Regions from separate parts of the Homo sapiens genome. Here all the other regions are linked to region 2. A link is a contact called in ENCODE Hi-C or POLR2A ChIA-PET data. All regions are on one chromosome and are shown on one strand. The core of a region is the stretch at or near the end of the contact, and the rest is flanking DNA. Distances in the headings are between cores, read along the strand shown.

Region 1 (3,223 bases), core at 534-3,033, 2.0 Mb after region 2:
TTTTTTTTTGTACTTTTAGTAGAGACGGGGTTTCACTGTGTTAGCCAGGATGGTCTCGATCTCCTGACCTCGTGATCCACCTGCCTCGGCCTCCCAAAGTGCTGGGATTACAGGCATGAGCGACTGCGCCTGGCCACAACCCATCATTCTAAAACACAGATCTGACCAAGTCACTTCTCTGCTTAGAACTCTTCCAATGTCGGGCTGGGCGCGGTGGCTCATGCCTGTAACCCTAGCACTTTGAGAGGCCTAGGCGGGCGGATTGCCTAAGCTCAAGAGTTCAAGACCAGCCTGGCCAACATGGTGAAACCCGTCACTACTAAAAATACAAAAATTAGCTGGGCGTGGTAGTGCGCACCTGTAGTGCCACCTACTCGGAAGGCTGAGGTTGCAGTGAGCCAAGATCACGTCACTGCACTCCAGCCTGGGTGACAGAGAGAGACTCTGTCGCAAAAAAAAAAAAAAAAAAAAAAAAAAAAGCCAGACGCGGTGGCTCACACCTGTAATCCTGTCACTTTGGGAGGCCGCGGAGGACGGATCACTTAAGATCAGGTGTTTGAAACCAGCCTGGCCAACATGGTGAAACTACATCTCTACTATAATAGAAAAAATTTGCAGGGCGTGGTGGCAGGCGCTTGTAATCCCAGCTACTTGAGAGGCTGAGGCAGGAGAATTGCTTGAACCCGGGAGGTGGAGGTTGCAGTGAGCCGAGATAGCGCCACTGCACTCCAGCTTGGGCGACAGAGACTCCGTCCCTCCCTGCCCCACCCCGGCCCCCCAGAAAAAGACCTCTTCCAATACCTCTAAACCATCTATATAAATTAAGTCTAAACTTCATCGCCTGGCTTACAAAACTCCCTGCCAGCCTCATTCCCCAACAGAGCCCTACCCCTGCAAAGGACCTCCACAACATGTAAGTACACACTCATAACAAAGCTCTCCCCTATTTTACACCTCTGCTCATCTAACTCTGCATGTAATTTCTCTTCCCTTTTTGGCCTTTTAGCAAACTCCTACCGAAACCAACACAGATTCAATAACCTCAGTCCCCTCTCTTTCCTCTGTTGTTCCCACATCCCCTCAGAACAAAAGGGCTACAAATATCTGCTTGCCCCCTCCTCCACCCCAATTCTTGAATGCCCTTGAAAACAAAAGACTAAAGTTTTCTTCATCCTTGTCCCCATACCTGGCATACATGGAACCCCAGAAAATAAATCAGAAACTCTGACGGCGGAAGAATCTTGCAAAGCAAGATAAGTTCTTGTTATAGTCATCATTATTGCTTCCAAAGAGACCTCTGATAGAGAAGAGGAAAGAAAAGGCTGTGAAGCTGCCTAGCAGACCTTCAAGCATCCTCAAGGTATCTTCCACCTCAAGTTTATGCCAGAAGGAGGTCGTTTTATATACCATGTCTCACTTAATCCTCACAACGGTTCCCTAAGGCAGGCATTAGCCACATTTTAAAGATGAGGGAAGCAAGACTCAGTAAAATCACTGGCCCAAGGTCACAGATCGCTAGTAATGGGGCAGGAACACTATCCGGTGGCGACCTCACCGCTCCAGTGGGACCAGCTACTTGGCTGACACACATCGAGCCCGCGCTGCCCAGGGCCCCAGCGCCCTCACCCGTCCCGCGGAAGGAACCCGGCCGCACTGCCGCCGGTGTAAACACTCACTCTGGCCCTCTCGCCGGAAACCGGAAATTCCGCGCTGCATTCTGGGAGTTGCAGTTCCCGCTGTGGCCCCCCGCCCCCTTATAAACAGCCAGTCTACAAGAGGCGCTAGTTGCAAAGCTTCCGGTTCTGGGGGAAGGCGTGGCTTCCGCGCTCTTTGAAATGTCCGGCGCCGGAATGTCTGGGTGCTTTGGTTGGAGAGGGTCCCATTTCCAGTCATTCTTCAGCCTGGTGATTCCCGCGCTCCCCTGAGGAGCATATGAAGTACGTCGGTTCTGCCAGGTTGGAACGCGCTGCTGGACACTCGGCCGTAAGGCGGATCCCGGATCCCCTCCCACTCCGACCCTTCCCTCCAGAAGGGCCGGTTCCCAAACGGCCCCTTTAGACACATCCAAGCGGTTGCCGACGGCCCTCACGATGAAAACTGCTGTCCGTTGGTGAAGGCAGCCTCTTCTGTGCTCCTCGCCGCTGACTTCCTGAGGCGGACCTACCTGTGGAGGCATACCAGGAACCAGACGATGACCCCCTCCAAAAGTTGGGTCTTTGAGGAGAGCTACTAACTTGGGTTCCTGGTACACCCTCTACATGCAGTGGTGAAGCTTATCTAACAGTCATTCATAGAATCAGTTTGGGAAGGGGAATTTTCACTGAACTCTCATAGAGAAACTGTGTTTTAGATAACAGAAAGTTCTGCACGGTTAAAATGGAACAGAAATTTTTTTGCACAGAAATTAGGATTACCGAAAATACTGAAGAAAGACTACCTCTGATTGGACTCTTCTCAAGGAATTAATAATTCAAGAACTAAGGAAAGAAAAAAGTGATTATATGAAAATACTGAAGTTGATCGTAGCAGCTGAAGGCTGATCCTGTGTGGGTAAATGTAAACGCTGAATTCCCACATTCCAATGTGCGACCTGGGATTAAGGCAGCAATTGAGCAGGGTAATGTTACTGAGGAGAGCGAACAGATCGCAGGATCTCAGAAGGCCTAACATTAAAGGCAGATCACCCCTCTGTTCTCATAAGTTATATGGGGAGTTTTGAAATGGCTTTCACTGTCTTCAGGGAGTTTATCTTCAGGATAACTCCCATGTATGTTGTGGGCGCATTAGGAACCCATGGCTGTTCCCAAAGTCTCCCTTTCCCATCCTACCCATTTTTAGATATACCCCCTCTTTCAGTAATCCTTCCTAACTAGACTTCTTTAGACTCCTTCCTCTCCTGCCTACTAAGTTACTTGCACCTGAGCTCCATAATTTATCAAAATTATATATTGTGAATACTTTCCCAGTTCATGATTTTTTTTTTACTCTTAATGGTATTAGATAATTTAATTTCATTTTAAAACTTTTTTTTTTTTTTGAGACGGAGTCTTGCTCTGTCGCCCAGATTGGAGTGCAGTAGTGGCCGATCTCGGCTCACTGCACCCTCCGCCTCCCGGGTTCAAGAGATTCTCATGCCTCAGCCTCTTGAGGAGCTGGGGCTACAGGTACCTGCCACCACGCCCGGCTAATTTTTGTATTTTTAGTAGAGACGGGGTTTCACCAC
Region 2 (3,134 bases), core at 85-2,584:
AGGTTGAACAGTAAGATTTATCAACAAATCAGGGGTTTTGATTTTAAAAGGTTTTCAATCTGGCCAATTCTTCAGATTATCTCAAGAGGGAGCCTTCTTATGCCTCTTCTTCCTTCATAACACTTCTCTGGCTCGCATGTCCTGTTTGCAAAGATTTAAGCCCACTCTTAGGCATAAAATGCTCTTAACTGACATGACCCCTGACTAACTTGCCTAATATTTTGCCATGTACCCTCCATGCACTTTAAGCTCCCCAAACTATTACTTACTTGACACCTTCTGCGCTTTTGCTTGTTCTCTGCGGCTAGACCATCTTCCCTACCTTCTCTGTTGAACTCCTAGCCATTCATCAACACTCAGCTCACATAGCACACTTTCAGATGAGATTCAAGCATTATCTCTCTGGCTACATTTGGCCCTTGTAGATATTTCTATTATTGCCTGTATTTTGTTGAAGCATTCATGTCTTTTATGTACTACATAGTACATAATATATCTACATTACAAAGCATTTTTATGATTCATGTTTTGGGGCATCCAGCGGTTAAAATAGGGCAAGGGTTATGTGGTCTTGGCCAGGTCCCTTTTCCTTTCTGAGCTTCAGGTTCCTCAGGTATAAAATGGGTACTATGGCTCCGTGAAGATGAGACAGAATATATGTAAAGCCCTTACACAGTGCTCAATTCATGAAAATCATCGCTGTTTACATTGTTTAGGGCCCTCAAGAGGCGCTCTTGTCAGCGGGGTGGAGGAAATGCCTCTTTAAAATGACGTCATTATAGGAGACTTAAAAACCACTGCACGTCTGTACAAGTGGACAGAATCACACAGCTACCTAAAGTGGGTTCACCTGTCATACAGTTTAGAGGTTCCACTTACAACAGGTTTCCATCAGTAGCCAAAGCAACAGAAATTTTAGCTTAACGGCTGAGGGCTTCCGGGATTACCGCAGGGCGGGCGGGAAGCGCCTTTCCGCTCCGGAGGGAAGGCCGCGTCCCCAAGGGACTGCCTAAGTGGGCTGGATCCCTATGGCCTGCGGCAGACACCACCACGTAGGCGGTCCAGGGGTCCCTCTCTCGGTGACTGGTGACCAGGAGGCCGCAATCTCTTCACATAAAAGGTCTACGGGTTTCCGCTCGGCCCTCACAGCGGCAGCGGATCGAACCAGGAAAGCAATTCCCGCTCGGCTCCCCTCGGGTCCCAGGCCCAGGAAGGCCGGGCCGTGGGGTCTCCCCGGGCTCCACGCAGGGGCGGTGGGGCGGGGCGCAGTGACGCAAAGAGGAGTGACGCGACGACGCAGCGCGACGCGGTGACGCACGCCCCTTTGTTGGCTCAGTAGCGATAGCAGCGGCCGTGGAGGTGGCGTTGGGGACTGTTTTCTCTCGGAGGCCGGAGCGGAGCCGCGTCTGACTGAGGCGGGCAGCAAGCGGCCCCCTCGCTCCCTCCCTCCCTCCTCCGCGCCCTCCCCGCCGCCACCAGCCGTCAAACGCCAACCGCCGCTCCTGGGGAGGAGCCGCGGCTCGCGGGGCCGGAGCCAGGCCTGCGTCCGGACATCAGCCGGAGCCGGAGCGAGAGCCGGGGCCTCGGCGTCCCCGCCCTCTCCCCGCCTCGGCCAGCGTCCGCCGGGCCCCCGCGCGTCGCGCCATGGACTCGGACGAGGGCTACAACTACGAGTTCGACGAGGACGAGGAGTGCAGTGAGGAGGACAGCGGCGCCGAGGAGGAGGAGGACGAAGACGACGACGAGCCGGACGATGATACCCTGGATCTGGGCGAGGTGGAGCTGGTGGAGCCCGGGCTGGGCGTCGGCGGGGAGCGGGACGGACTGCTGTGCGGGGAGACGGGCGGTGGCGGCGGCAGCGCTCTGGGGCCCGGCGGTGGCGGCGGCGGCGGCGGCGGCGGTGGTGGTGGCGGGCCGGGGCATGAGCAGGAGGAGGATTACCGCTACGAGGTGCTCACGGCCGAGCAGATTCTACAACACATGGTGGAATGTATCCGGGAGGTCAACGAGGTCATCCAGGTGAGGGTGGCCGCCGCGCCAGCTGGACCGGGCCCGACGGGGGAGCGGATTCAGGCGGCACGCGCGGTCCCGAGGGACAGGCCTGGGCCTGGTGCGCAGCCTAGCCCGGTGCCTCCCGGCCTTGTCTTCTCCGCTGCCTCTGCTGGGGATAGAGGGTGTCGAAAGCAGAGGTTCGCCGATTAGCCGGGTGTGGGGAGGTGCGCTGGGGGCGGTGCTTCCCAAGTCCTGCTATGGCGGAGGCCTTCGGTCGCCTAAGCCTTCTCTTGCGGGCAATTTCTGCCAGTCCCTGGGCCGGGTGTCCTTTCTCTGGCCGGGCGATCGCCTACTGGGGCGGGGCGGAGGAGGTGGGGTGGAGAAGAGGAGTCAGGAAGAATTGGGCCCTGACGGGACTTACCCCGGCCGTAGCCTCATTTGAGCACTTTTGGAAGGGATTAGAGTAGGCCTAAGAGCAGCTTGGTGTACAGTTGCCCCAAGTGGGCACCAGTTAATAAAGAAATGGATCTTGGCAGTCTCAAGTGCCTACTTAAAGGTGGGGGAAGGGAAGTATTTCTCGGAAGAGGTGCTGATGGGCCTTCTTTTCAGATGGTGAGGCTTCTGCTTACATCTTTTTTATGTCTTTGCTGTTTGGGACCTAATTGCTACTTTTTCTAGTCGTAGCAGATGACTTGCTTGAAGCTGTTGGAATAGTTACTGCATATTGCATACCCTTCCTTGTAGCTAAAACAACAACAAAACGCAGTGTTGTCTAATATTGGACAAGACTCTATTGTGAGTTAGAAAGCAGAGGTTTTCTGCTTGTGAACTCCTTTCTCTGATATTTTCTATTTTGTGGTAAGTTAGGCTTGGTGTAAGTTGATAACCACATCTCATTTAACCATGTGCGTCAGATTTTGCATTTTTGAGCTTTAGAAACTCAAAAGTTTTCATTTGGGGAAAAAAAAAACCTCAGTTCTCCTGAGGAGTCAGGGATATGGCTGAAGAATAAAAATGAAGCTTGATTCAGTGCAATTTTTAGAAAACCTGGAAGGAAACATATATGAGCAGCAAGTTACTATTGCCTCTTTTATCAGTATTATTTCTTTTTTGTTTAACTTAAATTGGTTGGCTAAATATTC
Region 3 (3,330 bases), core at 540-3,039, 1.9 Mb after region 2:
AGGAGGCAGGGGATCTTGAGGCCCCAGGTCAGAAAGGCCCCACGCACCTGCCTCTCCCAAGATTTAAAATACCAGGGGGCTAGGGGTTCCCATCCCCTGCTACTAGGCTTCGTGGTGGTCCTCAGCCCCAAGCCCACTGTGCCCTGTGCAGCATGGACAGATGGTCTCCAAGGGGCCCCTTTCAGCACCACTCCCCTTGGTTTCCCATCAATGCCACCATACACCAAAGTTCACACACTGTCTACTGGAAAGCCCCTGTCAGGGCCAGTTGTCCTACAATTAACTCTTCAGTTCTCCCAGGCTGATGGTTCCACCACACAGAGAGCAGACAGGGTGGGCAGGGGCTTGGGGAGTCACAGCAGGCACCCAGGGACAGAGGGGCAAGGAAAATGGAGATGGGGGCACATTCAGGGGGTGGGGACAGCATCCTGGCAGGTCCCGGGCCTGCACCACCTGGAGGAGCCGGTGACTCACGGGGCTGACAGAAGAACTGAAACCAGACAGGAGAGTGCAGGAAGGAGGAAGAAACACCCACCAGGTAACCTGTGTCCTCAGACATGTGCACTTCCAGGCCAGAGTTTCTATGAATCAGTGTCTCTAGACACAACCACCTTGATCCCTTCCGTTGCCTCATGCTGACGTCTGAGTCTGGCCCGTGGCCATCTAAACCCCCGCACTCTGGTTCAACCACCATCAGGCCCACATAGCAGCTGCTTCAGATCAAAAATCTCCTCTTCAGGGGCTTTTTCACCAAGCTGATGGTAAAGGCAGGACTCCTGGGTCCCGGTGTCCACTGCAGCCACTCTGGCTTCCCCTTAGCCCCTCTGCACCCCCTGCTCACCACCTGGCCAGTGTTTCTGCTCTTCCTTCTGCCTAGCATTCCCCTACCACCCCTGCTTTGCCTAGCAGGTACCTACTCATCCTTCAGGTTTCAACCCATGTCACCTCCTCCAGTGAGCTTTCTCTGACCTCTCACCTAAGTCAAATCCCCCATTACATGTGCTCCTGGCACCATGCACCCCTCTCTGAGCCCTTTGTAGAGTTTAGTTGTGTGGTTAGTGATGAGTGCCTGCCTCCTGTACTACAGCTGAAGCTCCAGGAGGGCAGGGACCAGGGCCTGGTCTAGTTCACCCTCCATTGTCTCTGCAGCATGTGGCAGAGTCAGTGCTAGGCACATAGAAGGCCCTCAGTAAACGTGCTGTGAATGAGTGGGTTCCCCAGCCAGCTGGATGTCCCACGGTTTCCCCCACCCCACCCCATCTGGCTCTAGCTCCTCTCTGTGACCCTTTTCATCTGCAGTCCTTGGAGCCTCCTAATGGTTGGGCTCTGTGGTGGGGACCAGGCAACCTGCCCCTGGGGCCTCAAGATCAAGGCAAGACACAAGACTCAATACCCCTCCAACAGGTTACAGGGGCAGCCTCAGTGGCACCAATTGCTCTGACCCGTGACTCAGAGGAAGCCAGTCCTCCAGAGCCCACATCCAGTCCACATCCTCCTTGATGATTTTGCATCCAGCTGCTGTTCCAATCTCAGGGCCTATGGCCCTCAGGGACTATCCAGCCTCCACCTAGAAATCAGACGACCAGAAATGGTTAGGACCCAGCCCAAGGTCACACAGCATAGCTGTCACAGAGCCGCACCAAGAATCCAGGGCGCCAACTCTAGCATAGGGTTCTCCCCATGCTATAATAAATGTAGCTATTTTTAGGAAGTGAATTAGCAAGTCAAATATGAAGTCTACTAATAATACCACATTTCTGCTTTTCAGAGTCTTCATCACCTTATTTGCTCCTGCAACATCAGGGTGGGCTGGGCACTGAAGTAGGTGGTGAGCTCATCTGAAAGGTGTGGTCCAGAGAGAGGAAGTGACTGGTCCTGAAACGCAATAAGCCCAGCCTTCCTGCCCGCCCTGCTCAGTGGTACTCCCAGAGAGGGTGCAGTGCCCCAGAAGTCCCCTTCCCAGGGCCTGGCTGGCAGCCTCCCACCTGGGCAGGCTCCTCGGGGCACTCAGACCAGCCGCTGCCTCCCTCGCCTGTTGTCCTCTTGACCCTCCCACCCCATCCCCCAAGCTGAGGTCAGCCTCCTGCCTTTCCTGGCCCCTGGCAGACCTTGCTTCTGTGCTAGCTCCAGCCCAAACCTGCATTCTCACAGCCTGTGGGCCTCAGGTGGCCTCAAGGCCTGGCATCCAGTTGTATTTTTTCCCCTGCAAATTCCTTAGCACATGCCAGGGGTAGCTCTGAGCAGGAAGGCACGGGCAGCCAGCTTTGCAGCCTGAGCTCCCCTCAACTTGGGACCTCAGTTCCCCATCAAAAGGGACAACAGCCTCATCCCAAGAGGGGCTGGAGTTAGATCCAGCCCCTAGTCCTGCAGCCCCATCTCCTACCCCTTCCCCCTCCCCCACAGAAGCTCCTCAGACATCTGGCAGCACCAGACAGGGCTGGATGGACGGAAACATGAGGTCAGATCCTCAATTGCTTCCTGAGCCCTTCCCAGAGGAGCAGGGCGCTTCCCAACTGGGAAACAGCTGAGCTGCTCCATAAAGGAAACCGGAGAGGCGGGGAGGGATGGAGACCATTGCTGGCAGAGGAAGCGACAGCGCCCCTATTTCTCAGATGGGCAACTGAGCCACAAGCCATAGGCCAGCATGCTGTGGCCACCACAAGCCCCCACCTCTTGTGAAAGTCTCTACTGAGCCCAAGGGCCTAGCATGAGCCAAGGAGGGGGTTGGGCTATGGCTAAAAGGATATCTGGGCCAGCTCCCAGGAGCCTTGACTCCCAGGACAGGGACCTGTAGGGATGGGTCCTTCACTCAGACTCATGCTGGGGAATTCTGCAGTCAGGAAGGCTTCCCGGAGAAGGGTGCTGTGGGGGGCTCAAGGGCAACAAGGAGGGAGGAAGGCATTGAGATGGGCTCAGCAGGTGCAAAGGGCAGAGCAGAGGAGGCGCTCAGAGATCCCCCTCAGGTAACCGACCTGGCCTGTCTCGCCTCCCGGCACCGGCTGGCTTGCAGAGGAAGATCTGGGCTCATTGTCCATTGTAAGCTGGGTATGTCCCAGTAGCTCAGGCTCCTGGACCCTGCTGGGCCAGCAGGGAGGGGCGTTGTAGCAGGAGGGAGACAGGCCAGGCCATCCTGATGAGGAGAGAGGAGAAGGAGGGGCCTCCCCAGGGTGGCAGGCACAAGCCTGTCCAGGGAAACCCACAGCTGCACAGGGGGCAAGTGGGTGCCTCTCCCTCTATCCATTATCTGGCAGGATGAGATGGGCACTCTCCTTGCCTAGGCCCAGACCTGGTCCCCACAGCCGGGACCCTCCCACCCGGCATTGTCCTCCC

The links. A loop is a pair of places that touch in the nucleus more often than their neighbours do. ChIA-PET counts read pairs that join two places held with the same protein, here RNA polymerase II (POLR2A). Pooled maps may share reads with other maps.
Region 1: a loop to region 2 is called in a pooled map, with 6 times the contacts of the local background. The contact joins the promoter of UBL7-DT here to the promoter of ARIH1 in region 2. A Hi-C loop is called at or near these places in 1 of 37 single-sample maps with no recorded cell type and 5 of 50 pooled maps. POLR2A ChIA-PET finds 5 or more read pairs at or near these places in 1 of 52 experiments (PC-9).
Region 3: a pooled map shows a loop between it and region 2 (4-fold over the local background). The contact joins the enhancer-like site here to the promoter of ARIH1 in region 2. A Hi-C loop is called at or near these places in 1 of 37 single-sample maps with no recorded cell type and 2 of 50 pooled maps. POLR2A ChIA-PET finds 5 or more read pairs at or near these places in 1 of 52 experiments (Caco-2).

The regions. Positions count from the first base shown.
Region 1 is chr15:74,459,482-74,462,704 of GRCh38, forward strand. UBL7-DT (UBL7 divergent transcript) reads left to right here and starts at 1,784. Exons shown (of 4, transcript NR_120377.1): 1 at 1,784-2,546. It overlaps UBL7 (ubiquitin like 7), which reads right to left and starts at 1,679. Exons shown (of 11, transcript NM_032907.5): 1 at 1,556-1,679. RefSeq lists enhancers at 245-764, 920-1,766, 1,221-1,310, 1,601-1,750, 2,698-3,198 and 1 more.
Region 2 is chr15:72,472,996-72,476,129 of GRCh38, forward strand. It overlaps ARIH1 (ariadne RBR E3 ubiquitin protein ligase 1), which reads left to right and starts at 1,335. Exons shown (of 14, transcript NM_005744.5): 1 at 1,335-2,019. The coding sequence starts at 1,645. It overlaps TMEM202-AS1 (TMEM202 antisense RNA 1), which reads right to left and starts at 1,244. Exons shown (of 4, transcript NR_135678.1): 1 at 880-1,244. RefSeq lists enhancers at 699-798, 2,249-2,458 and silencers at 1,039-1,378, 1,230-1,426, 1,469-1,698.
Region 3 is chr15:74,383,427-74,386,756 of GRCh38, forward strand. The region is part of intron 2 of LINC02255 (long intergenic non-protein coding RNA 2255); the gene reads left to right. Among named protein-coding and RNA genes, the nearest start is that of LINC02255, 6.0 kb to the left of the region's middle. RefSeq lists enhancers at 303-602, 693-952, 878-2,077, 1,673-1,792, 2,605-3,145 and 2 more. Within about 2 kb of position 1,790, at least 14 of the 41 ENCODE cell types and tissues checked have a DNase peak (open chromatin) inside an H3K27ac peak, as active enhancers do.